Linked DNA regions of Homo sapiens: region 2 is linked to region 1. A link is a loop called in an ENCODE intact Hi-C map of the cell type or tissue named here. Cell type or tissue: GM12878. All regions are shown on one strand. Each heading gives the region's core, and the rest is flanking DNA. Links, peaks and the distances in the headings are about the cores only. Region 1 overlaps DMGDH (dimethylglycine dehydrogenase). Region 2 overlaps HOMER1 (homer scaffold protein 1).

What was found. Hi-C counts contacts between places; a loop is a spot of excess contacts. Peaks named below come from ENCODE experiments on the same cell type or tissue, not always from the same donor. Only the 100,000 strongest peaks of a DNase experiment are listed, where the experiment ranks them.
Region 2: a loop joins it to region 1, with 10 times the contacts of the local background. A loop is called at or near these places in 82 of 110 quality-filtered maps.

The regions. Positions count from the first base shown.
Region 1 is chr5:79,023,507-79,026,428 of GRCh38, forward strand. DMGDH (dimethylglycine dehydrogenase) reads right to left here. Exons shown (of 16, transcript NM_013391.3): 13 at 2,918-2,922; 14 at 765-824. Among named protein-coding and RNA genes, the nearest start is that of ARSB, 40 kb to the left of the region's middle. In GM12878, for the core only: a CTCF peak has its summit at 1,654 (motif pointing right); no DNase peak of the experiment used is centred there.
Region 2 is chr5:79,463,572-79,466,493 of GRCh38, forward strand. All of the region lies in intron 1 of HOMER1 (homer scaffold protein 1), which reads right to left. Among named protein-coding and RNA genes, the nearest start is that of HOMER1, 49 kb to the right of the region's middle. In GM12878, for the core only: a CTCF peak has its summit at 1,336; no DNase peak of the experiment used is centred there.

The DNA of each region.
Region 1 (2,922 bases), core at 230-2,729:
CAGAATCCCCTGCAGGGGTTGTTAAAACAGATTTGTTGGCCTGACTCCCAGAGATTCTGATTTAGTAGTTCTAGGGTGGGACCTGAGAATTAGCATTTCAAACAAGCTCCCAATGAGGCTGATGCTGTTAGTCTGAAGGCTACATTTTAAGAACCACTGATGTAGGAGTTCCCTTTGGAGTGTCTTATCGGTTATGATTATTTGGGCTTATATTAGCTTCTCAGTTAATACCCATTTTATGCCGAAAACGTTTGAAACGTGTTATTTGCTTATATTCAGATGTTGCAGTTACCCACAAAGATGCTTGATAAGCAGATGGACAGATATGCTGAAGTGAGGCTGCTCCACACTGTGAGTATCCAGAAGGATCAATGAATGCACTATGTTTGATCAGCTAATGTGCAATTTCCCAAGTCACCAGGAGTTACTGCAAAATACACAACATGGCGCACTTCCAACATAAATGTCTACTAGAATCTGACAGATAATCTTCTTATCCTTACTAATTTTTATCTTAGAATTTAGATTTAGCCCTTAAAGATGCTGGATTCTGCTATCTTAAATCTGTAAGCACACTCCAATAGTTTGAACTAAGCAAATGTTGACAAAAGAGTAATATGACACAATTGAGCAATGCTAGTATTTATGTTCACCTTGTTTCTCCTATAATCCATACTTGGTTAAATTTTAAAGAATGGCTCTGTCACAAAATAGCATCATAATGTTAAGATTTACTTCAAGCACACTTTGGAATGTAAACATACCTTATTTAACTTCACAAAATATTCCAGTCCAGCTTCCAAAGGATTTGTATCACAGTTCATCTAAAAAGGAAACACACATTTTAAATCTTAGATGAGTGCAAGTCATTTTGGTAACATCACTTTCATATTTGTTTTTAGGAGAAAGAACCCTTTTTGATTTTTCAACACAGATTCTAAAGAAAGGCAAACTATAGACCGGTTTTGAAAACAATTTTTTAATCCAAAATTCGATGTAGCCTTTCAGCAAAACTGGTCATTTGAATATAACAAATATAGAAACTAAAATTCACTGTGTTTCCACAGCTCTCCCATTTTAATAAACATCTGAGGGAATGTACGTGATGTTTCTTCTAGAAACAAGATTTTCACATGTTTTTCTGCAATAATTTTACATAACTACGTTTTGAAAAGTTATTAAACAATTTACTTATCTTACAATTCACCAAGAATCAGGGTAAGGTGGAGGGAAAGCAGATAGTAGGAAGGTGGCTGATAGAGTTCAGGAGAGGAGAAAGGAATAAGCGGAGTTTGAATCTGTATCTCTTCAAATGTGGCCAAGTCACTGTAATAGCTACCAAGTCAGGGCTAACGCCAATATTTGGTAATAGACCTGAAGTTAATGGTTTTTGTTTCTTTCTTCGTTTTGTTGTTTTCTTCGCAGTGAGAGAACTAGTCTAAACCCCCTACAAGCAGTCAAACTTTTAAAGCAACACAGCACCTGCATAAACTAAATGAAAGTACGCTTGTTTTATATGACGTAAAACGTTGCCTCATATTTCTTAATCAATTTGAGCTATTCTAAAATTATATTTATCTGTTCAAAATTTCAGAATTTCTTCAAAGAAAAAAATAAAAATGAAGCACAGAGGATTGCAGTGCCAACACTAGAGGGCGCTCTGGCACTGCTGGGAAATCGGAGGGACGGGAGAAGGAGAAAAGCTCTCCAGAGGAGGTCGCCGGGAGAGGAAATCTGAGAAAATAAAAGGCAGGAGAATGGAGAAATGTCTGACTCCCAAAGGGCTGCTCCTGCTGCTTCATTCCTCGGAGAGTGTGGGGACCGCGCTGTCCTCCGTTTCTGTCCCTGCGCCTAGCCTCGCCTCAGTCCCCAGTTGTAGCTAGAGAATCCCCTAATAGGGGATCTCTCGTGGAGAGCTTGCCCACTTGCTTCTGCGCACTCTAAATGCCCTTGGGTCTCTGCCTGGGCTTTGAAACACACTCTCCCCTTCAATCAAATGCACTTTATTATGTGCTTGGCACTTCCTAGACTCTCTCTACTATCTATGATAATTCTGTAGCATAAAAAATCCATTTTTTAGAAAAGTAAACAGAAGTTCTGGAGGGTTAAGCCAGATAGCTGGTGCGTGGTGGAGGAAAAATTCAAACCCAAGAGTCCCCGCTCTGAGTTCATCTTTTACCACTATCCCTTATCTTACCTTTCAGGTCTAAAACCTCAGTGTCTTCCAAAGAAACAACTACTGAATCTGAAATAGTGACTGGGTCCAGGGATAGCCTGCCATATTGGAAATAAAGTAGGAGAACAGAGTTTAAACCACAGGCTGGCCACTTACTAGGTAATCTGGACCAAGTGGTTCTCTAAGTCTCAGTGTTATTATGCGTAAAATAGAGGTAATGGAGAGTTGAGAAGGAAAATGAAATCATGCATATGAAAATATGTAAATGGTTAAAGCACTATACAAATAGAAACTCTTAATAACCATTATTAATGGTGGAGGAAGGCTGGACCACCACATTCTGGACCATCAACCCTGCCCCTCAGAAAGGAGTGTTAATTCACCAAAAGGTATAAGATAAGAAGAAAATGAAGACGGGCAAAATGACAGAGGAGGAGAGATTTTGAAAAGTGTTACTCTAATCCCATGAGGCAAGCCGGCTCCCCAAAGTCCAAGACAGTTATCTAGGGCTGTCAGCCAACTAGGATGAATTAAGGCAGAATAAACATATGTCAGAATTCCACTGAACTTTCACTTGAGAAATTAAGGAGAAAAACCTCTTCCCCTAATGAAATAAAGTTATCTAATGATATGTAATTTCTCTTACAGCCAAAACCAATGTTATTGCAGTTCAAACCAGCCCTTATATAAAAATGAGATAAATAAACATAAAATGTTAATAAAGATGCTAGCATTTCAAACCTCTA
Region 2 (2,922 bases), core at 126-2,625, 440 kb after region 1:
TTGTCATTTAAAAAACTATGCAAATGAAAACTGAGGAAAGAGGCTTACTTACAATAAACTCTGCACTAACATGCCCCCCCAATACTGTAATTGGTGGCAGTTCAGAACTATACAAGCTACACACTGGTCATTCATTCACTTCATAACACCACCCCACAGTATACACAATTTGATTTTGGGGTCCCCATTTAAAATTGTAGAACCAACAGAGCAATTTATAAGAATAACTGCATTGAGATGGGTGGGAAGAGGAAGAAATGGAAAGGTAAATGTGGAACTGGCAAAAATTCACCACTAGTTGACTTTCTGCAATAAGGATTTAAAATCCAAAGCTTTCAATTAAAAAAATAGTAATATAAGAGCTTATTAGAGCTATGGAGGCAACCACTAAAAGAAATAAAAATTACATTTTTTAAAAGTAGTTGCTTCTGGGGATGGGGCTCAATTACTTCGCTTTCTTATCCTTTAGGTATTGTTTAATTTTTCTTAACCTTGTATAGGTATTAAAATATCTTTCTAAAATGGCACTGTGAAGAAATTACACTTACATAACAATTAACGATGGAAAATAATGCTTTAGGGGCCATTTTTGAAGACTGCCAAAGAATCAAAGAATGACAATTTTAACAGGTTGGAACTCAACTGAGAGGAATAAGGGAAAGTAGGAGAGGAGCGAAATCCAAACATGCCTAACTGTAGGACTACAGGTGCTGAAGGTACATCCAATTCCCGACAAAAACATCCCCCTTGATTTGAAGTAAACAGGAAAGTAAGACAAAAAACATTCTACCCTCAGCTTGCTTTTGGGTGACTGAAGTGGCAAGAGAAGCTGAACAATACTTGTTCAGGCCAAAATGAGAATGACAAGGATAAGTCCAGGAATAGACGGACACTAATTACCATTTAACTTGATAGGTAATGGCTGGAGAATTTAGTTTCAGTGCCACTATGAAGTGGCATAGCATGACTTTGGATGCAGCAGCTCAAGCACTGGAATTTCCTAGAAAGAATTATCCTGTACAACTTAATAATATAAATTGAAACTCCACACGATTATCAGGGAACTGGTTTAAATCTCACCACCTCCTCTCTTTCTCATACATATATCCTACCCCATGAAAAATCTCATTAAGATACCTGTTTTGATGCTGCTCAGAGATTATGACTGCATAATATAACATACTACCAACTGTATGTCCCTATGCCATGATATGTGTAATAAGCTGATTGCTTATACATACAATGTTCTTTTTTAAAAACCATATACGAACTTTGAAGAATGCAAAGGTTTTTCTGCTAATGGCTACCCAACACATAATTATACTGCAACAACTCCACCTAGTGATGAACCAAAAATATAGCAGGTGCATGTTTTTTAAAACCTGGAAGTTACTCTATAGCAAATACAAAATTGTAAAGTAACCTTGCTATAATAGAAGTATCGAGACTTCTGGAAGGATTTTTTTTTTTAATTGTATGATCTGGCCAGGCACAGTGGCTCACCTCTGTAGTCCTAGTGCTGTGGGAGGCCAAAGCGGGAGGATCGCTTGAGCCCATGAGTTCCAGACCAGGTTGGCCAACAGCAAGACCTCGCCTCCATAAAAAATTTAAAAATTAGCTGGCTGTGGTGGCACATGCCTATAGTCTCAGCTACTCAAGAGGATGAGGCAGGAGGATCATTTGAGCCCAGGAGTTGGAGGCTGCAGCGAGCTATGATTGTACACCACTGCATTCCAGGATGGGTGACAGAGCAAGACCCTGTCTCTTTAAAAAAGAAAAAAAAATGTATGATCTGAATTCCTTGATCTTTTAATCTGTTGGGTGAACACTGAAATTAAAGGTTTTAAAAAATAATTGTTTGCATTATAGTTATCAGAAATATTTTCATGACATTAAGTATTTAATTGATGTATTTGAAGAAAATATCAAATCTAAAATTTCCATTTGGAAATTAAGATTCTTAAATTATATAAAAATACACTTAAAGAGTAACAGTACTGTTTACATTTCTTCTTTTTTTTTTTTTTTTTTTTTTTTTTGAGACAGAGTCTCGCTCTGTCGCCCAGGCTGGAGTGCAGTGGTGCAATCTTGGCTCACTGCAAGCTCCACCTCCCAGGTTCACGCCATTCTCCTGCCTCAGCCTCCCGAGTAGCTGGGACTACAGGCACCCGTCACCACACCCTGCTAATTTTTTGTATTTTTTAGTAGAGATGGGGTTTCACCGTGTTAGCCAGGATGGTCTCGATCTCCTGTCCTCGTGATCCGCCGGCCTCAGCCTCACAAAGTGCTGGGATTACGGGCGTGAGCTACTGTTTACATTTCTTATATGTCACCTCTTACTTTAAGAGTAGTTTTTATAATCTATAGGACATGGTATTAGTTATTAAGAGATTTTAGTACTTACTCTTGGCCACTTTAATAAGTAGCTATAAAGTATTAAGGAATATGCTGAAATTCAGAGTAAAAAGCAAGCAACCTCATTCAATGCACATTTAAGCAACATCTTCAATGTTCAAAGAAACTTGCTTGGTATGTATTAAATAACTGCCAAGTGACTTTGTCCTTACCACCCATTAAAAACCCCATCCATTTCAGGTAAAATTTCAGTGTTTAAAAATATATCAAGTATGCCTGATAGATCACATTTAAAATTACATTTTTAGGCTGGGTGTGGTGGCTCATACCTGTAATCCCAGCACTTTCGGAGGCTGAGACAGGCAGATTGCCTGAGCCCAGGAGTTCAAGACCAGCTGGGCAATATGGGGAAACCCCATCTCTACAAAAAATTAGCCGGGCATGGTGGCGCACACCTGTGGTCCCAGCTACTTGACAGGAGAGATCACCTGAGCCAGGTAAGTCAAGGCTGCAGTGAGCTGAGATCGTGCCACTGCACTCCAGCCTGGCCAACAGAGGAGACCCTGT